Regions from separate parts of the Homo sapiens genome. Here region 1 is linked to region 2. Evidence: read pairs that join two places in POLR2A ChIA-PET (ENCODE). Cell type or tissue: A673. All regions are shown on one strand. Links, peaks and the distances in the headings refer to the core of each region. The heading gives the core; the rest is flanking DNA. Region 1 overlaps CHGB (chromogranin B). Region 2 has its middle 26 kb from the start of SHLD1.

Evidence for each region. Peaks named below come from ENCODE experiments on the same cell type or tissue, not always from the same donor. Only the 100,000 strongest peaks of a DNase experiment are listed, where the experiment ranks them.
Region 1: POLR2A ChIA-PET joins it to region 2 with 16 read pairs; 2 of 35 experiments call an interaction of 5 or more read pairs at or near these places.

What each region holds. Positions count from the first base shown.
Region 1 is chr20:5,912,546-5,924,859 of GRCh38, reverse strand. CHGB (chromogranin B) reads right to left here. Exons shown (of 5, transcript NM_001819.3): 2 at 8,488-8,534; 3 at 7,941-8,034; 4 at 760-2,525. Among named protein-coding and RNA genes, the nearest start is that of CHGB, 7.2 kb to the right of the region's middle. RefSeq lists an enhancer at 1-1,050. In A673, for the core only: no CTCF peak of the experiment used is centred there; a DNase peak (open chromatin) is centred at 5,409.
Region 2 is chr20:5,716,021-5,733,406 of GRCh38, reverse strand. No RefSeq gene overlaps it. Among named protein-coding and RNA genes, the nearest start is that of SHLD1, 26 kb to the left of the region's middle. In A673, for the core only: no CTCF peak of the experiment used is centred there; no DNase peak of the experiment used is centred there.

The DNA.
Region 1 (12,314 bases), core at 1,318-9,317, 190 kb before region 2:
TCAACCTACCTCAGTAACTCTCAAAGTGTGGTCCCCTGACCAGTGGCATCAGCCAGGAACTTGTCAGAAATGCAGATATTGGGGTCTCACTTGGGACCTACTAAATGAGGAACTCTGGGGGCTAGGAATCCCTCATGATCCTAATGTACATTCAACTTTGAGAAGCACCAACCTACATAATCAATATTAGGAAAAAAAACATTGTTTGGGTAGGTTCAGCTCCAGTAGTGTTACCTCTCCCAGATACAAATTTCTGATGGCAGTAGGGCATGAAATAATAAAGATAGCAAACTAAATAGGCAAGCAAGTAAACTTCTCTATCACCTATTCTCCCTGCCTCAGGGAGAGAGTGATGAACAATAAGAGGACCAAGGGGAAGATACCAGAACAGCAGTTGTTAACGTTGGCTGAACGCTGCAATCATCTGGAAGCTTTAAAATATTCTGATGATCAGGCAGCACCCTAGGAACTAAGTAGACAGAATCTCTAACACAGTAATTTTTCACGCTCTCCAGGTGACCCCAGTGTGCAGACAAGGTTGAGAAGCAATGCAACCGAGTGAGGTGGACAAGGATGTGGACGATGGCTAGAGGTAGGTGGAAACCGACCCCCAAGGTGGCCTCCACTCCATTACTAGAGCACCATTTTCATAGTGATTAATTCCCACCAATTTCTCCCCGTGAATATCGGATAGTCTTGAACATAATGTGCTAACATTGACCAGAGTAAGTACTTTTAAACAGAAGCCCTAGACCATACCTCGTCCTCTGTCAGGACTGTCTGGTCAGCCCTGTCCTTTTCATTTTCTGCCTCCTGGTGGGTGCTCACCGGCTCCTCAGAATCATAGAAGTCTGGAAACTCAGCTGACTTCTTCCTGTAGTGAAGGAGCTGGTCCAGTTGGGCCACCCTGTCATATTGCCTTTTCAGGTCCAGCTTGGGGACCCTGGCGAGGTTTCTCTTCTCATACCCCCAGTTCACATCCTCAGAGAAGGGCTTTTTCTCCCACCAGTCATAGTTGTATTCTGGGAAGAAATTCTTCTCGTTCAAGGTCAGCTCATTTTCCTCCTCACCCTCGAGAAAATTGTCATTCATGTTGTCTCTTCTTTCAAAATGGCTGCTCTTCCACTGGAGAGGGTCGTAGTATGGGTTGAACAGTTCCCCTAATCTCTTCCTCTTTTCAGCTGTGTGATGGGAGCTATATTGTTTATCTTGAAACCTAGCTTCCTCCCTGTTTTCTTTAGTGTCCTGCAGGTCTCCCTGCTGCTGCCACTTCCCTGGGGCTCCTTCCTCACCGTAGTTGAGATAATTTCTGTCCAGCTCTTTCCACGCACCTTGTGGATGCCTCCTTGCCTTGTCCATCTGGTTTTCTTGGACACGGTGGTGTCCTTCACCCAAGAACCTTTTCTCTTCTCTGGTGTCAGACATGAAATAGGCACGTGGCTCCCCTCCCCTGCCTCTGTGATGGCGTCCCTTTCCCGGCTCAAGGCCCCTCTCTTCCTCACTTTCTTCACCATATCCATGTGCCATCTTATCAAGCTCTAAGCTGGGGTAGTTTCTCTTGTCCTCCTCATCCCAACTCTCCTCACTCTGAGGTCTTGGAGCCCTGTATTCTTCACTTCCTCTGCCCCTATAGCGCTCCCACTCCAGGTCCTCAGGGGCCTGGACGCCTGGATAACCCTTTATTTCTTCTCCATATTCAGGTTCTTCCTCTGAAGCCCTGTAGTGGGTTGAATGGTGGTCCCTCTTTTCCCCTAAACTGGCCATGCTGACGTTTGACTCCTCAGATTCCTCCTGGGGGTGTCCCTTTTCCTCAGAGGGAAGACTCCCTCCTTGAGAGGACCTGTCGGGCCTGCTCCTCCCGTGGTGGTGTCTGGGCCTCGTGCGTCGTTTGTCCACCTCAGAGGTGGCATCTTCCTCACCTTCCTCAGATTCTTCCTGGCTTCGGGGTTGGCCTTTAGACTCCTGGGGGTGATTCTCCTGGCTCCCTGTCTCCTCTCCACTCTCCTGGCTACTCTTCTCTCGGCTATGTGTCTTCTCCTGAGAATGCCCGGCAGCATGTGTTTCCGATCTGGCCACTAACTCCTCTTTTTTTATAGCTGAAGCCTGCTTTCTTTCATTGAGAAAAGCGTTTTGTGTCTCTCCTGGCTCTTCAAGGTGTTTCTCTTCACTGCTATCTTCCCCTCGCTCCCCTTTTTGATAGTTCTCTCCCTCCTCCTCCTCCTCATCCTCTCTCTGGCTCTTCTCAGAATGGCGTGTCTTCACTTCTTCAGAGACTTGGCTGTCGGAGGGATAGAGGCTCCACTGGGGCTCATCCGCTCGCTCTCGGCTGTGCCCGCCTCCCTCTGCCCATTTCTCTGTGTCTGCCTTTGTTGGGCCTTGGATGTCCTCCTCCCCTGGGGCTCCTGCCTCTCCCCTGCTGGAGGACTCGTGGGCTTCCGAGGCATCAGCTGGGTCTCTTAACAATCTTACTTCAAACTTTGTGTTTTCATTTTCAGTTGTCTCTTTGTCTTTGACGTCTTTTCTACCTATAATGAAAATGAAGAGTAGGTATAATTTCAGAATTGCTTGTGGTTCCACAAGCACCAGCCTCAGTAATCACTACAAATCCTGATGACACTGAAAATTGCTTGGATAATTATTTAAGTTAATGAAGAATATACTCAGATTCCTTTTGAAAGTAAATGCTATGAAAGCTCCTTGACTGTGTTTAAATCTGGTAATAAACTGTCTATATTTTTATGTCTTCATAATGCCCAGCCAGCTTCTCTCATTGGTACTACCAATGATCAAACTGAAATCGAGATATAGATTTATGAAATATTAGAATTTAGAGGCAGGAAACATCTTAGAATTCATCTAATCCAGTCCAACCTCTTCTTTTTGCAGACATTGAGACTCAGCATGGTATAATCCAAGACCATTCTTTCCATATTTTCTTCAAGTAGGAGTTAAAAAGTTAGCACTATGTGAATGGCTCTAACAATAATCCAGCTAGATAGTTAACTAGCCAAAATAAGAAATATCAAGATTCAAAGGAGGATTTAAACATTTGAAATTATTAGTTTATATCAGACTTTTATTATCCAATCAACTGTAGGCTCAACCTAGCAGTATGTGATATATAACTTAGTAGCTGGTGATAAGGGTGTACATTTCTTGCCTGAGAAAACTGCACATCAGTGGAAAGGGCCATTTCTTTCTTCACTCAGGTTCCATCCACCCAACATGTTCTCAGATGTTGGGGACAGACTTCAGCACAGTGAGTTATCTTTGTGTTTCCAGAGTCAGAGTACATGGTATAACTGATATTTTAATTGAATGCTGTTCTCGTCCATCTTTTCCAAATATCAATAGCTCCTTTACTAAGTCCTCCTTAACTCAAGGGCACCCCATGAAAGGAGATAGGCAGTTAGCATTGTCTCAGTTGTTAGCTGGGAGGGCTTGGATTTCAACCTATGTCACAGAGTTCAGATAAAATGCCTGAAGCCAAGGCCACTGACAGCTCTGGGTCTACACTGCAGGCACCATAAGCCCAAGTGCTGTTGAGCACTTGAAATGTGGCTGGTCCGATCTGGGACATGCTATATATGTAAGATACACATCAGACTTCTGAGAATAAAGAATAATGTAAAATAATCTCAACAATTTTTATATCATTATATGTTGAAATAATATTTTGGATGTATTGGATAATATATATTTCAAATAGATCAGATTTATAAAATTATATATCAGAAAAAAATTGGATAAAAATAAAATATATTATTGAAATTAATTTCCACCTGTCTCTTTTTACTTTTTAAATGTGGTTACTATAAAATTTGAAATTATATTTGTGGCTCACATTATATTTCTATTGGGTGGCACTGATAAGTTATTTTGAAATGATATTTGCAAAATGGAAAAAAATTATTTATTTTGTAAAAATGTCCAAGAAATAGTGGACTCTCTGTACCTCTCTGTTTAAAGTCCAGTCTGGCATGATAATAATATTCTCATGTTTATGAGGCAATGAAAATGTCCCTGGCCTTTTCCAGACATCTGAGAGAAGGCCCATCTGTCACCAGTCTCTTTGCCTCTTAAAAGCCAGTGGTGGTGTGTATAGCATTGGGGCATGGCTAGCCAGATGGGCACAGGGAAGCATGGTGGCTCTGGGCAGTGCTATTGACTAAATGTTTGTGTGATTCCAAAATGTTGAAGCCCTAATCCTCAATGTGATAGCACGTGGAGGTGGGGGCCTCTGAGAGGTAATTAGGTCATCAAGGTAGAGCACTTACAATGGGATTAGTGCCCTAAGAAAGGAGATATGAGAAAGAGATGATTTCTGTCTCCACCAGATGAGGATACAGTGACAGAAGGCAGCCATCTACAAGCCAGGAAGTGGGCCCTCATAAGACACTCTGATCTTGGACTTCCGACTGCTGTAACTGTGAAAAATAAATGTTAGTTGTTTAAGCCATCCAATCTATGGTATTTGATATAGCAGCCCAAGCTGACTAAGACAGACAGATACTGATGTCATTCTGAGAGTTGGTTGAAATAGAGCTGATCAGACAAGATCTCAGCCTCCAGGGGCCGAGTCACTGTGGTCCCTTTCCTACTGCCTACTGGTTTGTGAGTCTTAAGTGTCAGGAACAGAAGTATTTTTATTTTTTCCCAATTAAATATGTACTGCCTGAGCAGCATGTGCCTGAGGCTTAGCTCTTCCTACTAAATTTAGCTTTAAGCCCCGCAGGTGGGCCTGGAAGAGGCTGTGATAGCAGCACACACTCACTGTCAAGCTGTAAAATCAAGCTGTGAAGCTCACACTTACTTTCAAGCGAAAACAGGGAAATGCATCTGTCATGCTGTAAGGATGACCAGATCAACCCTAGTCAAAGAGATTCTTGTACCTGTGAAGAAATTAGACTACGTCTTCCCTGAGGTCTCTCAAATCCATAAAACAATGATTCTGTCCTACTCCCCAAATACTCATTTGCTCAGTGAGTATATGCTGACTCTGAGACATGCAAGTAGGAGTGGGAGTGGAGATGGGCGTGGGGTGGAACAGAGGCTGTATAAAGGCATTCATCCAACCAGTTGGGCAAAAGCTCCACCAGTCTTCTGATCAGTTTACGACATGCCAACAAGAGAGAGAGAACTAGAATAGGATAAAAGTTGCAAACTGGTGCATCAGAGGTAAATTCTGTTTGACCTAAACAGCAGTTTTAGTACATCTGAATTCAGAGGCGATATGAAAATACCAGGAGATGTCTTTTAAAAATCAAAATTTTAACTTCTTTTGAAAAATCCCAAGATTTGACAACATAGTCTGTATTTCTCCATAACGGGTTTAGAGCTGAGAATTACCTGCTCCCTCTCAGAAAAGGCATGTGCCCTCCAGTCTGTGAGTCACTTCCTGTCCTGCCTTACTCTTTTGTGTTATTTGTCTGTCTAGCTCTGCCTGGTGTTTAAGGCTCAACCACAGAAGAGCTCTTAAACCTTCGCCATCTCAGCATTCTGTCACTCTCTGGGTATAACATCTCCAGGATCCTTAGATACATTTGATTTTTCCCAGTTTCCCTACGTCTCTCTCAACAGACACCAAAAGACCTCAGGGCATAATCAGGGCTGGAGCAGAGGCTAGAGTTACTATGCCATAATCTAAGGGCTAAGATCTTGGCAGGCAGGCATAGGCAACTTTTCCTAAGCAACTGTGGTTCTTTAGTGAGCTGATGGGACAGGCCCCTCACTTTTGCATTGGTCTAGTAAACAAAGAAAGGGAAAGGGAGATACCAAGATGGGTTTGCCAAAAGGAGCAGCCTTTACTCTCTGCCTAGTGACCCACTCTGCTCTTACTCACTTCCTGTAACTGCTGGAAAAAAGAAGTTGGAAAGAAACTCAGAAAGAGGTATGTGGGCTGGGAGTGGTAGGAAAGCTTCCATCCACTGTTTCTAGGGTCCCTAAAGGCTCAGGCCCCCACAGCTACCATTGTTACCTGAAGCCCCCAAAGATTGAATTAATTCAGGTTGCTCTTTTTTTTTTTTTTTTTTTTTTTTTTTTTTTTTTTAGACAGAGACTCGCTCTGTCACTGAGGCTGGAATGCCGTGGGGCAATCTCGGCTTACTGCAACCTCCACCTCCTGGGCTCAAGCGATTCTCCTGCCTCAGCCTCCTGAGTAGCTGGGACTACAGGCGTGTGTCACCACGCCCGGCTAATTTTTTGTATTTTTAGTAGAGATGGGGTTTCACTGTGTTAGACAGGATGGTCTTGATCTCCTGACCTTGTGATCCGCCCGCCTCAGCCTCCCAAAGTGCTGGGATTACAGGTGTGAGCCACTGCGCCTGGCCTCAGGTTACTCTTTTGGCCAATCACTATTTGCTTTTTACCATTTCATGCATGAGGGCTCATGTATAGCTATAGCAAGAGAGTCTTGTCTGGCAGCGAGAGGTGTTTATTTGGTGTTTTTTTTGTTTTTGTTTTTGTTTTTGATGGAGCCTCACTCTGCCACCCAGGCTGTATCCAGGCTGGAGTGGAATGCCACGATCTCAGTTCACTGCAACCTCTGCTTCCCAGGTTCTAGCGATTCTCCTGCCTCAGCCTCCCAAGTAGCTGGGATTACAGGCGCCCGCCACCACACCCAACTAGTTGTTGTATTTTTAGTAGAGATGGGGTTTCACCATATTGGCCAGGCTGGTGGCAATGAGAGTTTTTTTTTTTTTTTTTTTTTTTAGATGGAGTCTTACTCTTGTTGCCCAGGCTGGAGTTCAATGGAGTTCAATCTTGGCTCACTGCAGTCTCTGCCTCCCAAGTTCAAGCAATTCTCCTGTCTCGGCCTCCTGAGTAGTGGGATTACAGGTGCCTGCCACCATGCCTGGCTAATTTTTTTTTTTTTTTTTTGTATTTTTAGTAGAGACAGGGTTTCACCATGTTGGCCAGGCTGGTCTCAAACTGCTGACCTCAGGTGATCCACCTGCCTCGGCCTCCCAAAGTGCTGGGATTACAGGTGTGAGCCACTATGCCCACCTGAAAGATTTTTAAAGGTGAAAAAATAAGATAAAATCTACTGTTCCCAGCCTGACTAAAAGTTTAAAAGCAGAGGACAGTGTTGAAGAGGGCAGTGTTTTCTGGATTTGTTTGAATCAGTGTGGCTTCATGCATAACAGAGACTGCATAGTTTTGTAAAATTGACCTCATAATGTCAATTTCCAATGGGTACTGCTTATATTACTGTTCAAATTTTATTTTCAGCAGAAATGGTTTCATATTGAGAACACTTCACAGGCTGGACTCAGAAAGCCATTAGTCTGCCTCACTGGAATGCACTGCCTCTACCTGAAACCCTTCCAGTTCTCAGGCCTGGAACTCCTGGTACCATTTGGTGGCACCTTCTATTCTAGTAAGCTATACATTAAAATATCTTAGCTAATTTGTTGTGTAAATAGGCCAGAATTTTAAGTCACCTTTCTAAGTTTCTTGCTTCTCAGCTTCCTGATTCTCACTGTCAGAAGAGCAAAAGGCAAAGAGAAGAATGATTTTTAAATCTCCCTCTGTCATTGTCCAACACTTCCATAACCCCCCTCCTCATCTAATCACAAACCAGCATTTCCCAAACCCCCTCCACCCAAAGGAAGTCCGGTTCTAAAAATCCAAAGTATGGAACTAAGGAATTTAAGAACGGATAGACATCTGAAAGACTATCACTGAGTTCAACTCCTTCATTTTACTTTGAGGAAAAGAGAGGCAAACTGTCTTTCCTATAGTCACACAGCTGCGAAGTGGTAAAGCAGGAACTAGGAGTCATATCTTCTGTCTCCCAGATACTGGCCTAGTCAATCAATACTCTTCCTAGTGCATTATGCCCCCAGGTCATTTGTAGATAAAGTAGAAGGTGATGTGGAGGGAGTAGGAACAAGGATCACTGCAGTGACCAAGATCTGCCTGCCGTGTGGGACACTTACTCGTCTTCAGGACTTGGCGGCACTCAGGGGTGATGGGTGGAGCGCTGGACTTCGACAAGGCATTTGAGAGGACCTCAATGATGCAGCGAGTCACCTGGGGGGAAACCCGAAAGCAGGTTGGAGAAGCTGGTATCACTGGATGACAGACTACTCAACCCAGAGCTGCTGTCAAGGAAGACTTGATTACGTGACCTGGGCTGATGCAGTATTCTTAGGGCGGAGATACAGATTTACAGGAACAGAATGAAATCTTCCAAACTTCTACACAGAATAATGCAAGAAGGCACTGAGTTGGGATTATCTGGAGAAGGGAAATAAACACCCATTTCTGAACCAATGGCACAGCTATCCTCAGGGGTGCTAAACCATCCTGACAGGACATAGGAGCTCAGTGCAGGAGGGGCATCCCTTGCTCACATTCTGTCAGCAATGAAAACCTGGCTTTGTAAGATTATGTCATGCGTGTGTTTGGTTTGGTATAATAGGGACTGGGAGAATCTAGAGTCTAGACACAAGTCTAGATTCTAAGATTGACATTGCAACTTACCATTCCTTCATTGTGGTTCCTGTTATCCACTGGCATGGAATTGACAGCTTTGAAGGAGAAAAAGAATGGAAAATGACTTGAGTTGGTTTTTGAAAGCTGTGTGACCCCAACTGACAAAATCACCCCACATTAGTTGTTGTTTTTCCCCTGGCAATGTCTTAAATATATTTGGAAACAAATGCTATTTTAGATCCGGTATAAATCAAATCTAGACCACAGACAAGGAGGGGACTTCTGGGGAACCAGAAATGTCCCATTTTTTAATCTCAGTGCTGGTTACACAGGTGTGCGTATTAAGCTGTATACTCATGATCTGTTCCATTTTCTATATATTTTATTTCAATTAAAAGTTTAAGCTAGGGCTGGGTGCGGTGGCTCATGCTTGTAATCCCAGCACTTTGGGAGGCCAAGGCTGGTGGATCACAAGGTCAGGAGATCGAGACCAACCTGGCTAACATGACAAAACCCTGTCTCTACTAAAACTACAAAAAATTAGCCAGGCGTGGTGGCACGCGCCAGCTACCTGGGAGGCTGAGGCAGGAGAATTGCTTGAACCCAGGAGGCGGAGGTTGCAGTGAGCCATGATCGTGCCACTGTACTCCAGCCTGGGTGACAGGGCCAGACTCCGTCTCAAAAAAAAAAAAGTTTAAACCAAACTAAGTCTAATAAAACAAGAATGCCCTCCTTGGTCCTTCTCTGCCTACCCCAAATAGGTAAAGATCTGTGGCTCTCTCTCCGTATCTCTGTTTCCAAAAATATATCCTCCCAAAACTTACTTCCTTGACAAAAACATGGTTATGGATGTCTTCCATAATTAATTACCTCATTTTTCACCCGCAAGGCCTTTGCCTGAACAAGCTCGTTTATGCATCCGTATCAACATTGTGTTTCTCTTTCTCCACACTGTTTGCAACCATGTAAAGAACATGGCAGATATCTAACCCTCCTAGTACAGCATCAAGTCCATAATATTTTATGCAAATTGGTGTTTAACCATTGGTTTATAAGAATATTTTAAAAGAAAAATTTTAATTTATTTCAATAAAATTTCATGGGATTCCGCCTATCTTAAAACAGTGTTTGAAGTTGCTTTGTCTTCTTCAAAAATGCTTCAGGTAATTTTAATTTTTCAGTGCCATTTTTTTTCTGTCTCAAAGCTGCTTTGATTCTTTTTTCACTTTGACTTTGTTCTAAGCCCTTTCTATTAGAACAGCCCAAAGCATTTACATGTAAGTCCATCTCTACAGTTCTCCTGGCATTCCTGTAGCAGGCAACTGAGCAGGAGACGCTAGTGCAGAAAATTCTTCTAAGTCCCTGAGAAGAGAGTAGAGCTAGCTGGGGCAAGTTCTCAGACATCAGACATGAAAGCTATTCAAATGCAGCAACCTGACCTTTCCTTGCAAAATGCTTTGCTCTAAGCCTCTTTAAACATTCCCCACCCCCTATCAATTACATATCATGGGGCTCAACCTGGAAATAAAACACCTATTCATTTACTTACTTTACCAAATTTTTCTTTTCAAAGCATGATCTGGGATCACTTCAACTGTTTCAAGAAGCCCAAAGTTATGCTATGAAGACCCCAAGTTCCTCCTGAAATGCTTATCAGGCAAGATCCAGTTGGCCCACTTTTGGTACCCAAGGTCCAATATACTCAACTGTTCTTTCATCCTCCAAATGGCTACTTGAGAACACACCCATTTCAGCACTTTCTCTTTCCGCTGGAAATCTGTAATATCTTCTGCAAATAAATGACTGCGAGAGAATAACTCCCCTAATAAATCAGATGACTTTTAAAAAATGCAGCTTTACTAAGCCTTCTTGATAATGCAGTTTCTTGCTAATACTTTCCCTTTTTTTTTACAAATGTAAAATAGATGTTTTTATTAACTACTGGTATTGCTGAAGTATTAATAGTTACCAGATTTGGGGGCAGAGAAAGATTTTTCTTTTATTACTCTAGACAACTTGTAGCTTAGGTTTGTATTTATGAAACCGTTGTTTCTCTGACTGAGGCTCTTCAGATCTCTTTTTGATGGAAAAAAAAACTAGGGTCTGCTTTTGAACATACATTATACATCTTGGTGAGACATCTAGGTGCTTCTGTATTTTTCCGGTAAAATTTGTGACAACAAGGTAATAGCCAAAGGCATGTTGTCATCCTTAAAGTAGTTCAACTTACTTTTGCATACAGTAAGATTCAGGTGGCACAACAGAAAATCTAATGCTCTCTGTAGGTATATACGAAAAAAAAAGAAAACCTACTGCTCGTGTTAAAAGTAAAGCAATCAAATGGTAGAAAAATTATCAAATAATCTGGTAAATCTGAGAGCAACTTCTGATGTATTAATATCTAATACTGTTAAGGTTTGATACTGGATTGAAAATATAACTGTAAAATAAGTTAAATAAGCTCTTCTGAATTTAGAAACCATTTTCCCGGCCGGGTGCAGTGGCTCATGCCTGTAATCTCAACACTTTGGGAGTCCGAGGCTGGCGGATTACCTGAGGTCAGGAGTTCGAGACCAGCCTGGCCAACATAGTGAAACCTCATCTCTACTAAATATACAAAAAAATTAGCTGGGCGTGGTGACACACACCTGTAATCCCAGCTACTCGGGAGGCTGAAGCAAGACAATTGCTTGAGCCCGGGAGATGGAGGTTGCAGTGAGCTGAGATTGCACCACCGCACTCCAGCCTGGCCAACAGAGCAAGACTCTGTCTCAAAAAAAAAAAAAAAAAAAGAAAAGAAAAGAAAAGAAAAAGAAAGATAAAGAAACCATTTTACCTAGAATAATATGGATATCATTTTACTACTTCCCTTATATTAATTTTTAGAGTGCACAATAGCTTCCATAGAAGGTTGTGCATATCTTTCAGAAGTTCTTAAGGATAAGTGAATGAGCTAGATGGTTTCTTGAGGCTTCCCCCAGCCCTGTAATTTTGCAAATTACCAGCTCTACTTGAAGTCTAACATGTCTCATTGCCAGAGGCTGTGGGGAGGTGGGAATGGAGAGGTGCTTGCTAATGGGTTTGTGGTATCTTTCTGGGGTGATGAAAATGTTCTGAAATTTGATAGTGGTAATAGTTGCACAATCTGCGAATATACCAAAAACCACTGAACTATATAATTTAAAAGCGTGGATTATATGATATACAAATTAAGCTCAATTTTTAAAAAGATTATGTCTTCATTTTAGCTGCTATTAAAATATAAACTTTTATTTAAAATATTCTGTTACATAAGAGATCTGTAAGTATTGTACCACAATAGTTAAATCATTCCCACAAATGTCACTGTTTTTGTGGTCTACAGCCTCCTAAGCAAAGCAATTCTTTTCTGAAAGTATTTTGACCAGAAATAATTATAAATATTCATTTGATTTTCTTTAATGAAATTGAGAACATTTATTGACAATTTGTGAGAATGACAAGAATTTTAGCAAATTCTGAATGTATATAGCTTACAATAAAATTAATTACGACTGGCTTTCATTTTGTTTCTACCTTTTGGATCTAGTAATTGCTGCCAATAAAAGCTTCATATTCATGGATGGCAGTATCTCAATTCTAGGTAGGAGTCTCAATCTCAGATATGGACAATTTTCTAAATCATTAAAACAGCTGAAGAAAACCTGTAGTTTAATTTGGTGCTAGTATACTTACTTCTCAATAGTCTCAATATCTCAATACCGGTAGGTGACTCGACTTCAACACACACACACACATGCACACACACACACTTCAGATCTTCAGAGATCATTTGTTTGAGATTCAGGGTAGTTTGAAAGATTAATCCTACAATCTTCCCTACAAAAGGGAAACAG
Region 2 (17,386 bases), core at 3,733-11,732:
GCTTTGTGAGTAGCATTGGTACAGTCCTTTTCCTTCAGAACATTTGTCTCCGTTTGTAATGATAGATCCCTTCCATTCCTTAATTAAGTGGTTCTCAAACATTAGTGTGCACCAGAATCCCCTGGAGGGCTCATTAAAACATAGGTCACTGGCTTCCACCTCCAGAATTTCTGATTCAGTAGGTTTAGAATAGGACTGAAGAATCTGCATTTCCAACAAGTTCCCAGGCGATGCTGATGCCACCTGTCTGTGGAGCACACTTTGATAACCACTGCCTTAGTGCAGGGTTTCTCAGCCTTGGCACTATTGGCATTTTGGGCCAGATCATTCTTTATTGTACAGGGGTTGTTCCGTGTATTGTAGGCTGTTCAGCAGCATCCTTGGCCTCTACCTATTAGATGTCAGTAGCAGCCCCTGCAGTTGTGACAAAAATGTCTCCAGATACTCCCAAATGTCCCCTGGAGGGCAAAATTGCCCCCTGGTTGAAAACCGCTGTCTTGGAGTGATTATCTGATTTCTAACCATCTCCTTGTTCAGTCTCTAAGTTTCACAAGAGCAGGACCTTGTTTTTGTATTCCCAGTACTTGGTATAGACACTCAACAGATATTTGTTCAACAAATGAATGAATCTAAGCCCAGCAGAGTTTGCGGCCCTTTCATTGTTTCTGCTGTAATCCCTTGCTTCTATCCTTTCTCTCATCACCAAAAAGCAAGAAAGAAATCTCCCTGCTGCCACTCTATTCTGGAACGAAAGGATAAACTTCCGGGCTTCTTTGGCCAGGAACATAGGGGCCGAACACATTCCCCAGTCTCAGGCCTTTGTTTAAGAGGGCTGGTCTGTCTAGAAGAATTATATCAATTGTCCCAGAGAGGGAAGAGAAAGCAGTTTTCTTTTTCTAGGATAAGATCAGGGGTGCGATGATGGATTCCCCACCCTGGACACACTCACCCCCCAACACTAGGAGAAGAGATGGATCCAGCCCCTGCCTCTGCAAGAGCTCCTGGGAGGTGGCAGGACTTCAGTGGGAGAGGTCTGTGTGGATGGATGTCTATGGAGGATAAAGTAGCAGTGAGGGTTCTGGCGACCAAACCTGGGGTCATTGAGCAGCTCCATGGCCCAGAGCAGCAGAACATATAGGTAGTGACTATGCTTCCAGTCTTCTTTCTGTTCTTTTGTAATATACACTGTGCTTCTGAAAGTGACATTCTGTCAATCATACTTTAAGCAAAAGAACAACGCAATAATGAGGATCTCATGAACTGTGGCAGGCTGGGAGAAAGAAGAGATTTTGTGTCAAGGTGCTGCTGCTCCCCAGTGTCAGCATGACATTGAGAGCTGCCTGTTATAGCCACAGCTTCGAGCAGCCCAGTCACAAAGACAGCGAGGCTGAGGATCTGGCAACCCTGGTAGACAGCAAGCAGGAGTCAGGAAGCTTGCAGAATTGGCATCACAGTCTGTTCTTGCCTGTGCATATCCTGCCTTCCCTCCTACTGCCACATATCTCTAAATTTGGGGTTGCTTCATGAGCTTGTGCAGTTCTAGCTAAGGCAGTTAGGAAATACATTGTTCCACCCCGGATTGTCTTGAACCACAAAGGCCTTACTCTATGGCCAGCCAGGTCTTCAAGTCAGGTTTTATGAATGCCGGAGGGTAGTGGAAGACTTGTTCATTCACCTGTGGGGAGATTAACAATCATTGCCCTTTCAGGGCTGTGAGAAGGAAATTCTTACAAGGGGCATAGTGAGGGCAGAACTTTCTGGCTCACTGAGAATCAGAGTGTAATTTTATGATGCTTTTCTGGACTAACGGACTCTTTGGTGATATGTAATAGAAGTTATTTGAGCTAGCTTGAGAGACAATAGGGAATTTATTGTACATATATTGGCAGCATTCACAGACCAGGAGCTGGATGTAGGAGGGTTTCAGAAAGGGAGGGACCCTAGAACAGAAAGCAATCTCTCATCTCTTATTCTCTTGCCCATTCTCCTGTCTCTCTCCTAGTCTGTCTGTCTGTCTCTCTGTCTCTCTCTCTTTCTCCCTTTCTGCAGAAAGGCTTTCTTTGCTTTCCCTACCCACATGGTAAACTATGTCCCTGCAAAGTTTCCAAGTTCACATGTGAAAGCTCCAGGCTTCTGCAGACACTAATCAACGTGCTCTCTGTTCCCATACAAAAACTCAGGGAAAGAGAATCTGATAGGGCCATGCACGGTGTCTCACGCCTGTAATCCCAGCACTTTGAGAGGCCAAGACAGGTGGATCACTTGAGGTCAGGAGTTTGAGACCAGCCTGGCCAACATGGCTGACTGTTTTAGTAGAAACCCTGTCTCTACTAAAAATACAAAAATTAGCCAGGCATGGTGGTGCGCCCGTAATCTCAGCTACTTGGGAGGCTGAGACAAGAGAATAGCTTGAACTTGGGAGGTGGAGGTTGCTGTGAGCCAAGATTGCACCACTGCACTCCAGCCTGAGTGACAGTGTGAGACTGTCTCAAAAAAAAAAAAAAGAGAGAGAGAAAGAGAGAATCTGATGGGTACAGCATGGGCCAGGTGCCCAACTTGGGTCCAGACGGCTATGGGTGGTACAAGCAAGTCTGCAAGGACCCATCCTAAAGAGGGGGCAGCTCCTAGATACATGCTGTCTTAGACTGGGTTCTCCCAGAAGAAGACCTTGAATCAGGATTTGAGTAGCAGGTTATTTGTGAGGAAAGTCACCCTCTTCATTCCCTTTGATTGCCTGCAAGGGTTCTCCATTTGCCAAATTCTTAAGCTGGAAGGCAGTGAAGCCCAGGGACACAGCAGGATGGAGAAGGGCACAAGTGAGTCTAAATGGGCACACAGAAAACATGAGTTGGGCCTTTCTCAAGAGAATCCTATTTTTTACATGCCCTAACAAAGATTTGAAAAATAAAATATTCCATTTGTTTAGTTGTAGCTAACTGTAGCATTGAGGCATGGCTAACTTCCCACTTCACAGTTATCATATTTGAGTTTTGAATAGTCTATTGACATGGCATGTATCACTGTTTCATACAACCTGGGGTCAGAAGTGTCAACAAGCCTGGTGCAGCTGTTCATGCCTGTAATCCCACCACTTTGGGAGGCCGAGGTGGGAGGATTGCTTGAGTCCAGAAGTTCAAGGCCAGCCTGGGCAACTCAGTGAAACCTATCTCTACAAAAAAGTTTTAAAATTAGCTAGGAATGGTGGTGCACATCTGTGGTCTCAGCTACTTAGGAGGCTGGAGGGGGAGGATCACTTAAGCCTGCAAGGTCGAGGATGAGATTGATCAAGTGAGCTGACTCAAGTGAGTGAGCTGAGATTGCACCACTGCACTCCAGCCTGGGCAACAGAGCGACACTGTCTCAAAAACAACAAGTGGGGGTGTGTTGCTGGGCATGGTGGCTCACACCTGTAATCCCAGAACTTTGGGAGGGCGAGGCAGGAGGATTGCTTGAGCTCAGGAGTTCGAGACCAGCCTGGACAACATGGTGAAAACCCGTCTCTACAAAAAAATACAAAAAAATTAGCCAGGTGTGGTGGTGCATACCTGTAGTTCCAGCTACTTGGGAGGCTGTGGTGAGAGGATCACTTGAACCCAGGAGGTGGAGGTTGCAGTGAGCCAAGATGGTGCCACTGCATTCCAGCCTGGGTAACAGCAAGACCTCATCTCAAAAAAAAGTGTTAACAAATTCCTGGCCAAATTGAAAGCGTATTCAGATTTATATAAATATGATCCAGGCCTGCAATAACAAACTTAAGCAGTTCAAGTGTCAGATGCGATGTTTATGTTATACCCTATGTGAGTCATTATGCCCCTAAGCAGAAGGAAAGTTTATTTTAGGACAGTGATCTTGGATTTTGTTCTTCATCTCTTCATGTATTGCTTCCAGAAGGCACTGCCCAGGACTTCATTTAAACCCCCATCACATTGATCCAGTCTCAGTTCATAAAGACTTGTAGAAATTAATTCTTCCCAGCTTTCACAATAAACCTCATGCAATATCTAAAACAAACAACCACCAAAAAAAGCTATTTGCATTAGTTTCCTATTACTGCTATAAAAAATTACCAGAAACTTAGTGGCTTAAAACAACACAGTTTGTTGGGTCAGCAGGGCTGAATTCCTTCTGGAGACTCCAGAGAAGAATGTTTCCTTGCCTATTCCAGCTTCAAGAGGCTACCTGCAGCTGGGTGCAGTGGCTCACTCCTGTAATCCCAGCACTTTGGGAGGCCGAGGTGGGAGGATTGCTTAAGCCCAGGAGTTCAAGACCAGCCTGGGCAGCATAGTGAGACCTCATCCTTACAAATAAAAAAAATTAGTTGAGTGTGGTGGGGTGCACCAGGTGCCAGCTACTTAAGAGGCTGAGACAGGAGGATCCCTTGAGTCCAGGAGGTAGAGGCTGCAGTGAGCTGAGATTGCACCATTGAACTTCAGTCTGGGTGACAAGTGAGACCCTGTCTAAAAAAAAAAAAAAAAAGCTGGGCACGGTGCCTCACACCTATAATCCCAGCACTTTGGGAGGCCGAGGAGGGCTATAATCCCAGCACTTTGGGAGGCCAAGGCGGGTGGGTCACCTGAGGTTGGGAGTTCAAGACCAGCCTGACCAACATGGAGAAACCCCGTCTCTACTATAAATACAAAATTAGCTGGGCGTGGTGGCACACACCTGTAGTCCCAGGCAGGAGAATTGCTTGAACCTGGGAGGCAGAGGTTGCGGTGAGCCAAGATCATGCCATTGCACTCCAACCTGGGCAACAAGAGCGAAACTCCTCAAAAAAAAAAAAAAAAGTAATTAATGAATTAATTAATTAAAAAAAGGAGGCTGTCTGCACTCCTTGGCTTGTGCTCTTTCCTTTAGCATCAAAGACAGTGGTGTATTTTCAAGTCTCTCTCTTTCTTTTCTCTTCTTTCCCTCTGTCTCTGTTCCTCTCTCCCTCTCTCACTCTGCACCTGAACCCCCCAAGTTCTGCTTTATTTATTACATCTTCTTCTGAGACTCTGGCCCTCCTATCTCCCTCTTATAAGGACCTTTGTGATTACGTTGATCCCACTCAGCAAATCTAGGAGAATCTCCCCATCTCTCACTCACTTAACACCTCTGCAAAGTCTCTTTTGCCCTGTAAAGTAACATATTCACAGGTCCCAGGGATTAGGATGTGGATATCTTTGGAAGACCATAATTCTACCTATCACATTGTAATTAGGAGCATTCCTTTGGTACTGTAATTTATGAACACCCAAAACTAATTGAGAAGGAAGGGCTATATCATACTATACATTTTCAGGTGATGGTAGGAACCTCTTATAGCAGAAATTTCTAGGAAATGCAGTGGGGTGGAAAAGCACTCTGTTTTAGCCATTCATCAGAGGTACTCACCCTTTTGGAGTTGAGATCGACCTTGGGTCTGGATAGAGTTGGGTGCTGGAGAAAGCAGGAGAAGAGAGAGGAGGAGAAACTGGGGCAGAGATATCTGCTTGGGCTAGTTACAAAGTGTGGTTGTACTAAGACTTCCAAACAGAAAATTTGGTTCTGGGGGAGAAAAAAGGATGTTAGGCATTAGTACTACATTAAACCCAGTAATTCTCTTATTCGTTTGGGGCTGATTCTGCAGAGAGACTTCCTGCTTCATTGACACTTGGCTTTGCCAAATTCGCTTTTCTTAAGCTTCTTCCCTAGGCTGCTTTGCTTAGATTGAATATATTATTGAGTTTCAAGGAGGATCCATTATTATCAAAGTATGTATGTTTACCAATACTTCTCACTTTCTCTATCTTGGCTCTATGTTAACAAACAAAGGATTATCTTTCCCCTTTACCCGTCTGAAGAGAAAGGAATAGTAATTAATTTTCTTCAAACTATGCAAACAGATTCAAAGGCTAGGGTCATTTTTATCCTCTCTACTACCTGAGAAACATTAAAAAGTCTTTTATGCCCAGTGTGGCGCCTTGTATTTTCCAGAGATGGCCACAATAATATCTGCCTTTCCCCTTTTCTTATAATTCAACTGACACTCCTCTCATTGAGGTGTGACCTATGTTCCCTCCCCTTGAATCTGGGTGGGTTTGTGATTGTGGTGGAAATGATATCACGTGACTTCCAAGGCTAGATGATAAGAGTATAGCTTCCCCCAGGTTCTCATGGGATACTCACTGTTAGAACATGGCCGCCTTGCTGTGAGGAAGCCCAAGCAGCACTCTGGAGGCCATGTGTTGGTGTCCCAGCCAACAGCTCAGCTGAGTTCTCAGCCATGCCCTGCCAAACATGCGAGTGAGCAAACATTCAGATTATTTTAGCCAGAACCTGCAAAGTCACTCCTTGCTGATTGAGTCTTTCCAATGAGGCCCCAGGCATTGTGGAGTCCAGACGAGTTGTCCTGGATTTGCTCTTTCTGAATTCCTGACCTGACCCATAAGATACATAGTCATGATAAAATGGTTGCTGTTTTATACTATTAAGCTTGGAGTCATTTGTGCTGCAGGGATAGTAATGAGAATACTCAGGTACGTACAAATGTTGAAAGATAGTGGGCATTCTTTTTTTTTATTTTTATTTTTGGAGATGGAATCTTGCTCTGTCGCCAGGCTGGAGTGTGGAGTGCAGTGGCATGATCTCGGCTCACTGCAACCTCTGCCTCCCGGGTTCAAGCGATGCTCCTGCCTCAGCCTCCCAAGTAGCTGGGACTACAGGCACACACCACCATGCCTAGCTAATTTTTGTATTTTTAGTAGAGACGGGGTTTCACCATGTTAGCCAGGATGGTCTCGATCTCTTGACCTCGTGATCTGCCCACCTTGGCCTCCCAAAGTGCTGAGATTACAGGCGTGAGCCATTGTACCCGGCTGATAGTGGGTATTCTTATCTGCAAACACAATAACCATAGCAAGATGTCTGCAACTTACCACATTTTTCCCCCACCTTGTTTCTTTTCTTTCCTTTAAAAAAATCAGCTGGGCACGGTGGCTCATGCCTGTAATCCCAGCACTTTGGAAGGCCAAGGTGAGTGGACCTCACCTGAGGTCAGGAGTTCAAGACCAGCCTGGCCAACATGGTGAAACTCTGTCTCTACTAAAAATACAAAAATTAGCCGGGTGTGGTGGCAGGCGCCTGTAATCCCAGCTACTCGGCAGGCTGAGGCAGGAGAATAGCTTGAACCTGGGAGGTGGAGGTTGTAGCAAGCCAAGATCCTGCCATTGCACTCCAGCCTGGGCAACAAGAGCAAAACTCTGTCTAAAAAAAAGGAAAAAATCTTTATGTTTTTTAGAGACAGGATCTCAAATTGCCCAGGCTGGCTAAGAACTCCTAGTCTTAAACGATCCTCCCCATTCAGCCTCCCAAGTAGCTGGGACTATAGGTGCATACCACCATGCCCAGCTTCCAACTTGTTTCTAATCTTTATTTTATTAATTTTTTTTTAATTGAGACAAAGTCTCACTCTGTCACCCAGACAGTGGTATGCAGTGGCATGATCTTGGCTCACTCCAGCCTTGACCTCCTGGGCTCAAGTGATCCTCTCACTTCAGCCTCCGAGTAGCTGGGACTACAGGTACACACGATCATGCCCAGCTAATTTTTGTGTTTTTTGTAGAGACAGGCTTTCACCATGTTGCCTAGGCTGGTCTTGAACTCCTGGACTTAAGCAGTCTCCTGCCTTGGCCTCCCAAAGTGCTGGGATTACAGGCATGAGCCATCCCACCCAGCCCAAGCTTGTTTGTTAAAATTAAAAAAAAAAAAAAGTCTCAACCCCATTAATCTAATTCAGAAATTCAAAGCTGGCCTTTCCTTCTTTCTTTCTTCCTCCAAGACAATTCATCTCATCTTTTTTTTTTTTTTTTTTTTTTTTTTGAGAAAGAATCTCGCTTTTTCACCCAGGCTAGAGTAAAGTGGTACGATCTCGGCTCACTGCAACTTCCACCTCCCGGGTTCAAGCGATTCTCCAGCCTCAGCCTCTGGAGTAGCTGAGATTACAGGTGTCCACCACCATGCTCAGCTAATTTTCATATTTTTAGTAGAAACGGGGTTTCACCATGTTGGCCAGACTAGTCTCGAACTCTTGACCTCAGGTGATCCACCTGCCTCAGCTTCCCAAAGTACTGGGATTACAAGCATGAGCCACTGCGCCCAGCCCACTTCATCTTTTCCCAGCAATTGATGTGGCCAGAGTTCAGTGCACTAGAGGTTTAGTGAAACCAAATAGAACCTGGAAACAAATCCCATTTAAAATAATAAGCTTAGTATTTTTCTTAATTTTTTAAAATGTGGTCAGTGAGGCAATAAATCAAGAAGGAAACCCTTTTGGTGAAGACAGGAGGTGACAGTAGGATGGGACAGAATCAGATGCCAAAGCTTGAGAATGAAGTTGCAAATGATGCCCAATTGGTAGAAAAATAGTCTTTTACTTTTCTGAGGTTTCTCCATCCTTAGAATATTAATGATTATACATTTGTTGGAATGGAGTTATTTTCTGAGATAATTTTCTGATCTATTTTGCCAGTTTAAATCCTACAACTCTCTGCCCAGTCTTCAAAATTATCTGTTGACTCAGACTTCAGGAAGTAATTATTTCCTGATAGAGTGCATTGTGAAATATGTTACAAGAAGGAAACCACTCTTTCATTCAACAAATATTTGTATTGGCTCTGTGGACCGGAGGGACAATAAGAAGAGATGATGGATAAGATGAGAATTTTGGGTACGGTAGACAATTGATTCAATCAATCTAAACAAAGTGTTGTGTGATTTAATTAAGTGGCCTGATACTGACACTAAGAAATTTGCTCATTTCTGGCCAGGTGCGGTGGCCCACACCTGTAATCCCAGCACTTTGGGAGGCCGAGGCAGGCAGATCACAAGGTCAGGAGTTTGCGACCAGCCTGACCAACATGGTGAAACCCCGTCTTTACTACAAATACAAAAATTAGCTGGGCTTGGTGGTGCATGCCTGTAATCCCAGCTACTTAGGAGGCTGAGGCAGGAGAACTGTTTGAACTTGGGAGGTGGAGATTGTAGTGAGCCGAGATTGCGCCACGGCACTCCAGCCTAGGTGACAGAGCGAGACTCTGTCTCAAAAAAAAAAAGAAAAAAGAAATTTGCTTATTTTTCTGCCTAGGCATTTAATGTTACCCTGTGTTCTTTGAAATTCTTTTAAATAATGCAAAATAGAGAATTAGCTTTTTTTTTTTTTTTTTTTTTGAGACAGTGCCTTGCTCTCTTGCCCAGGCTGGAGTGCAGTGGTGTGATCATGGCTCACTGCAGCCTTGACCTCCCAAGCTCAAGGGATTCTCCTGCCTCAGCCTCCTGAGTAGCTGGGACTACAGGGGCACACCCTTACATCTGGCTGATTATTTTGAGTTTTAGTAGAGACAAGGTCTCACTATGTTGCCCAGGCTGGTCTCAAACTCCGAGGCTCAAGCAATCCTCCTGCCTTGGCCTTCCAAAGTGTTAGATTACTGGCATGAGCCAATGTACCTGCCTGAATTCACCTTAAATAGGTGAATAACGCCCCTTGAATATTTGTGTATATCAAGTACCTTATTCTTTCTTTTTAAAATTTAATTTAGTTTTTTAAAATTTTTCTTTTTCTTTTTTTTTTTTTTTTGAGACAGAGTCTCACTCTGTCACCCAGGCTGGAGTGCAGTGGCGTGATCTCAGCTCACTGCAATCTCTGCCTCCTGGGTTCAAGCAATTCTCTGCCTCAGCCTCCCGAGTAGCTGGGATTACAAGTGCCCACCACCTCGCCCAGCTAATTTTTGTATTTTAAGTAGAGACGGGGTTTCACCATCTTGGCCAGGCTGGTCTTGAACTCCTGACCTCGTGATCCACCTGCCTCGGCCCTCCCAAAGTGCTGGGATTACAGTCGTGAACCACCTTGCCCGGCCTCTTTTTTAAAATTTAAAACTATTATCTTTATTTTTTTCCAAAAAGCCTTTTGCTCTCCTGACAAGTACTTATTCTTTGAAATGGCAGCTACTTATTCTTTTGAATGTTACTGCTTTTTCTGATAGGTAGTTCAAGAAAGCCAAGACTAGCTTACAAGTGTGCTGATGGCTACACACTGTGATTTTCACATTTTATTAACACTTGACTTCACTTAAAAAACCAACCTGTGGAAATAGCAGATTGAGAAAGCACGGATAGTTGAAATTCTCTGACATTTTCTAAGTTGCGGTATTATACTGCCCACCTCCTCCCCACCAGCCTTCCACAGGATGCAGGGGTTTGCTACAAACAGGCTGAATACGGTTTTGCAACTGCCTCTCCCTGAGGTGCTGCTGTTAATCAAGAAAAGGTGATGGCCTTTGAAGTCTAGTGGCGTACATAATCACCCTCCTGACGCACTGATACCACTGGATGCTTCAAGGCCGGCTGCAGTGGCTCACACCTGTAAGCCCAGCACTCTGGGAGGCCAAGGCAGGCCGACCGCCTGAGGTCAGGAGTTCAAGACCGGCCTGGCCAAGGTGGTAAAACCCTGTCTCTACTAAAAATGGAAAAATTAGCCGGGTGTGGTGGCAGGTGCCTGTAATCCCAGCTACTCGGGAGGCTGAGGTAGGAGAATTGCTTGAACCCAGGAGACAGAGGTTGCAATGAGCCGAGATCGCACCACTGCACTCCAGTCTGGGTGACAGATCGAGACTCCATCTCAAAAAAAAAAAAAAGAATGCTTCAAATTTTGTCTAATTGATTCTATCTTAAGTAGAGATCAGAACTTTAGAAATATTTATGTAGTTAGTTAGTTTTTGAGACAGAGTCTCACTCTGCCACCCAGGCTGGAGTGCAGTAGTGCCAACTCAGCTCACTGTAGCCTCTGCCTCCCAGCCTCAAGCCATCCTCCCACTTCAGCCTCCCAAGTAGCTGGGACTATAGGTGCGCAGCCCCACTATGCCCAGATAATTTTTTTGTATTTTTGGTAAAGACGGGGTTTCTCCATGTTACCCAGGCTGGTCTTGAACTCCTGAGCTCAATCAATCCTCCTGCTTTGGCCTCCCAAAGTGTTGGGATTACAGGCATGAGCCACTCCGCCTGGTCAGAACTTTAGAAATATTAACTCATTTAGTCCTTGCAACAATCATTAGGAGTAGATACTATTATTACATCCTGATTTTAAAGACAAGGAAACTCAGGCACAGGTAGATTAGGTGACTTGTCCAAGGTCACAGTGAGTGGGAAAATTGGGATTTGAACCATGAACTCTGGCTTCAGAGTCCATGCTCTTAGCAATTAACACCATGTCACTATCGAGAATTAGCTGGCGCACTGGCTCACATCTTGGGAATGTGATTGCAGCACCTTGGGAAAGCCAAGAAGAAAGGATCACTTGACCCCATGAGTTGTTTTTGTCTTTTTGTTTTTTGGGTTGTTTTTTGTTTTTTCGTTTTTGTTTTTGTTTTTGACAGTCTCGCTCTGTTGCCCAGGCTGGAGTGCAGTGGCGCATTCTCAGCTCACTGTAACTTCCTCCTCCTGGGTTCAAGTGATTCTCCTGCCTCAGCCTCCCTAGTTAGGAGTTGGGATTACATGCGTGCACTACCACACCTAATTTTTTGTATTTTTAGTAGAGATGGGGTTTCACCATTTTGGCCAGGCTGGTCTTGAACTCCTGACCTCAGGTGATCTGCCTGCCTTGGCCTCCCAAAAAACTGGGATTACAGGCGTGAGCCACCCTGTTCAGCCAACCTTATAAGTTTGAAAGTAGCCTGGACAACATAGTGAGCTCCCCTGCCGCTGAACCCCCAACTCTGTCTCTACAAAAAAAAGAAAAAAAATTGTTTTAGTTAGCCAGCACCTCTAGTCCCAGCTACTTGGGAGGCTGAGGTGTGAGGATCACCTGAGCCCAGGAGGTTGAGGCTACAGTGAGCAGTGATTGTGCCACTGTACTACAGACTGGGCGACAGAGCAAGACCCTTTCTCAAAAAAAGTTGTTTTTGTTTGTTTGTTTGTTTTTAGACAGAGTCTCGCTCTGTCACCAGGCTAGAGTGCAATGGCATGATCTTGGCTCCCTGCAACCTCCGCCTCCCGGGTTCAAGCGATTCTCCTGCCTAAGCCTCCCAAGTAGCTGGGACTACAGGTGTGTGCCACCAGCCCAGCTAATTTTTGTATTTTTAGTAGAGATGGGGTTTCACCATGTTGGCCAGGATGGTCTCCATCTCTTAACCTCACGATCCGCCTTCCTCGACCTCCCAAAGTGCTGGGATTACAGGTGTAAGCCACCACGCCTGGCCTAAAAAGGTTTTTTTTTAAGTTTATATTTCTCTTTCTTAAAAATATCACTCCAAAACAAAAATTCTAACAGGCCAAATTGATGGTGCATTTTGTCCTTGTCCTAGGCTCACCTATCTGCTAATTGCTAGTTAGAAGCAATGATTTATAGCCTTTTGTACTTAATTTTGACCTACAGAACATTAGGACGTATTGTTTTGGAGAGCCCCTTCTTGGAAAGGATATGTTCACTGTTGGCATGCAGACCCTGCTGGATCTAGTTTGCACAACATTTTCCAGTGAAACAGTCGGTTTTCAGAAGCTGCCAAGCTTCTGAGATAAAACCTGGGATAATGCTCATACCAGAAATATGTAAAGGGCGGATAATCTTCTCAAGAACTGCAAACTGGTAAGCTGGATGGGCTTAACTGGTCACTTAAATGCATTCTACCATTCCATGATATCTCTATTTATAACTTTATATACCACCGTCTTTGGTGGTTATGCACTTATTGCTAACGCCAAGTGGGAAGTCTAAGATAATTATAGGGTAGATTCAGTTCATTTATATTGTCAACATTAGGTGGCTTGTCTGTGGCACTTCTCTTGAACATCTCCACCATTGCTTTACCACCACCCTCACCACACAATGAGTTAGTTTGGGAGGAAGCCCACAATATATTGCAGCTTCTTCCATCCAGAAATAGAGTCAAATTTTTTTGGTGTTTTGAATCTAGGCTTGGCTAAGTAACTTGCTTTGTCCAACAGGACATTAGCAAATGAGATGCAAACAGAGGCTTGAAAAACACTTGTGCATTGAGGCTTAGCCTCTTGTTGCTGGAAGCTCTTCTGCCATCACGTGAACAAGCCCAGGCTACCCTGCTGGATGATGAGTGGCAAGTGACTAAGTCATTCTGTCACCCCAGCTGATATCAAACCAAGTGCCAGACAAAACAAAGAATTACCTGGCTCAAAATGTCAATAGTGCTGAGTTTGAGAAGCCCAGAATGAACGACTAAATGAATGAATGAATCTGACGTGAAATTGACTGTGTTGTCCACTGAGTCATACCTTGCCCTAGCCTTGCTGCTTTATCTATTGGTTGCTTCTGGTTTCCAGCAGATACTGCTAGTTCTACAGTGGGATGACAGCCAGAACCGGATGCCCATGACTCATCTTCACTGGCCACTTCCTTCAGGGGTCCCCAGTGTCCTCCTCCCACACCAGCCTCAGACTGTTGTCCTGAATTGGATGTGCAGACGATATGGTGTATTGGGTATCTTGCAATTGCCCCTTCAGATCCAATCTCGACCTTTCTCCATTCTGTTCTGCATCCTGGAAGGCTGACCTTTGTGAATGACTTCAGTGGGCTACTTCCCTCTGCCTTCCCTTTGGATTCAGCCAAGGAGGGTACCGACGGGAGGTAAATAAGGCTGGAGAATTGATGTTCCTGGATTCCTCCCTGTAGATTGCTGTGTAGGTTGGCTTCATCCTCCTGCTGATGGCCTGAGCTTCTAGCAGAAGGTTGCTTCTAGCGTAAGGTTCCTGGTCTCTTTAACTATAACTACTACTGCCCCTTGTCCCTTCAGACCTAGGGATATAAAGGGCTTCCCCCTCTTGGTAGCCTCCTTTCACTGAACCATTCATTTTGGTTTCCCTTGCCTGACCCTCACCTTTGTAAACAGTCTATGAAATTCTCCTAATTACCCTATTTGCATGTGACATCAGTTTCCTGCTGGGAAAAACACTGCAACTCACAAGACTGCCATCTGCTTTACTTCAAGAAAGACCTGCAATCTGTGAAGACCTGTAATCTGTAAATACCTGCTGCCTTGTCTCATCCATTGTATTTGCTCATCTTAGATACCAAGAGCAACTTGGAGCAAGCTGAGTGCACCACAGTCTTTTGGACGATGGGTAGTCTATGGTGTTAGTCCATTCTGAGGTGGACCATATAGTCCATGTCCCTTCCCTCCCATGCCACCCACTACCATATCTCACCAGTCTGAGCCCCAGGATTAAACAAGCACTCTTCCCAAGTGCTTCATGCTACCTAGGCAGTAAGCCCCAGGATCCATTGCCTGCTGAGTTGTGACATGTTGGACTTGAATGACCCATCCTTTCCTGACCTTCTGCCCAGCTCTGAATTCTGGGCACCTGCCCACTGGCACAAAATCTGCTGCAGCTTTGCCAAATGTGGCTATGTGCCTGGCTCCTGCTCTCTTAGCCTCTCTTTGCAGTATATATTTGATGTAATGTTATTACAGTCACTTTCAAATGTGTGCTCATATAGATTCCAGACATCATCAGATGCTTTCTCTGTCCTTTTGGTAAGATGTTCAGAGCATTCAAAGAAAAACAAAAAGGAGATCTAAATTCAGTATCTTTATGTCAATTTTTTTTTTTTTGAGACAGATTTTCGCTCTTGCTGCCCAGGCTGGAGTGCCAGGTGTGATGGCTCATGCCTGTAATCCCAGCACTTTGGGAGGCCAAGGTGGGGGATCACTTGAGCCCAGGAGTTCCAGAACAGCCTGGGCAACATGGCAAAACCCTGTCTCTACAAAAATTAGCTGGGCATGGTGGTGTGTGCGTATAGTCGCAGCTTCTCTGGGGAGAGGGGTGCTGAGGTGGGAGGTTAGCTTGAGTCCAGGAGGTTGAGGCTGCAGTGAGCTGAGATCTTGCCCTGCACTCCAGCCTGGGAGATAGAGTGAGATATATCCTATTTGGATTACTTATATCTTTTTTCTTTCATATGTGAGAAGATGAAAAACACAATTTTCAATGTTTGCCTTTATTACCAACTTTGTATTCTCTGTAAGTAGGCTACTTAATATATGGTCAGTATACACACAACACAGATGAACCTCACTAGCATGGTGAGTGGAAAAAGATAGGCACAAAATGATACACTGGCGGGGCACGGTGGCTCACGCCCGCACTCCTAGCATTTTGGGAGGCCGAGGTGGTCAGATTGCCTGAGCTCAGAGGTTCGAGACCAGTCTGGGCAATATTGTGAAACCCCATTCCTACTAAAAATACAAAAAATTATCCAGACATAGTGGTGCATGCCTGTAGTCCCAGCTACTTAGGAGGCTGAGGCACAAGAACCCGGGAGGCAGAGTTTGTAGTGACCAGAGATCTTGCCACTGAACTCCAGCCTGGACAACAGAACAAGACTCTGTCTCAAAAAATAAAAATAAAAAAAAAGAATAAGAAAACTAAAATGTTAGGCCAGGTGCGGTGGTTCACGCCTGTAATCTCAGCACTTTGCGGGGCCAAGGTGGGTGGATCACGAGGTCAGGAGATCAAGACCACCCTGGCTAACATGGTGAAACCCCGTCTCTACTAAAAATACAAAAAATTAGCTGGGCGTGGTGGCGGGCACCTGTAATCCCAGCTACTCAGGAGGCTGAGCCAGGAGAATGGCGTGAACCTGGGAGGCGGAGCTTGCAGTGAGTCGAGATCGCGCCACTGCACTCCAGCCTGGGTGACAGAGCGAGACTCCGTCTCAAAAAAAAAAAAAAAAAAAAAAAAAGTCAGAACAGATATGGTTGTAATTCTCTAAATCTAACTTTTCAATCACAATTTGTTAGAATGTGTTTCAAAGTTTCAAATTCTGCCTCGTTTCTTCAAGAGTAGATGGATGTTCCACTCATCTATGAGGACCTTCTAGGTTTGGTGGGAGACGGGAGCCCTGCTTTTGCCCCGATGTGCCCGGTGGATATGGTCTTCTTTCCTCTAGACTGGGCTCTTGGTACTTGCCACTGGGTCTGTCTTCCTGTTTCCTGCCTCATTCCCTGTTCAGGGCAGACCAATTTCCAGAGTCTCTTCAATTCCAGTCTCTCCCACGCTGCTGTATGAGCTGGCGTTTGACAGGAACCAATATATAACAATTTCAACCACAGTACTAGGAATATGGGACAACCTGCAGGACTGAATACCTTCTTAGTCTGCTTAGGCTGCTATAACAACATATAATAATCTGGGTAGCTTATAAACTACAGATATTTATTTTTCAAAGCTCCAGAGGCTGTGAAGTCCAAGATCAAGGTGCTGGCAGATTCAGTGTCTGGTGAGGCCCTGATTCATAGATGGCACCTTATAGCTGTGTCCTCACATGGTGGAACAGATGTGCTAACTCTCTGAGATCTCTTTTATAAGAGATCCAGGCTAGGCGCGGTGGCTCACGCCTGTAATCTCAGCACTTTGGGAGACTGAGGCAGGCAGATTTGCTTGAGCTCAGGAGCTTGAGACCAGCCTGGGCAACATGGCAAAACCCTGTCTCGACAAAAAATACAAAAATTAGCTGGGTGTGGTGTGTGTACCTGTAGACCCAGCTACTCAAGAGGCTGAAGCAGGAGGATTGCTTGAGCCCAGGAGGCGGAAGTTGCAGTGAGCTGAGATCACGCCAGTGTGCTCCAGCCTGCTGGGTGGCAGTGTGAGACCCTGTCTGAAAATAAAAATAAAAATAAAAGATCTAATCCTATTCATGAGGGTTCTACTCTCATGATCTACTCACCTCCCAAATGCTCTACTTCCTAATAGCATCATATTGGTGATTCAATTTCAACACGGAAACTGGGAGAGCAGGGAGCAACACAAACATTCAGACCATAGCAGCTCTTGTAGGAATAACTTTAGATTCAAATGACTGGTGATTTGAAACATTTGTCCCATTCTCCCAAAAAAAAAAGACCCTTAGACAAGGACTTGGGTACAGGTCATTTATTTGGAAGGAGATCCCAGGAAGCCCAGTGAGAGGGAAGGGAGGAGACTCACAAAAGGGTAGATTAATAAATAAGTCCCCACTTAGGACAGCCCTAGCTCAATGGGGCCCCTCTGAGAGAATGGGTAGAAGAAGCCTCAGAAACATCACACCAAAAGACTGGAAAGCTGTGGTATTTACATGCAGTTATAAACTGAATGTCTATGTATCCCCCAACTAAATGTATATATTAGGAACCTAAACCCCAGTGAGGATGTATTAATATTTAGAGATTAGACCTTTTGTAATTACAGTTGGCCCTTGAACAACACTGGTTTGAATTACTTGGGTCCCGTTATATGTGGAATGTTTCCAATAAAAATTAACACCATGTGTGCCTCTCCTGCTTCCCCTTCTACCTCCTTCACCTCCGCAACCCCTGAGACAGCAAGACCAATCCCTCCTCTTCCTCCTCCACCTCCTCAGCCTACT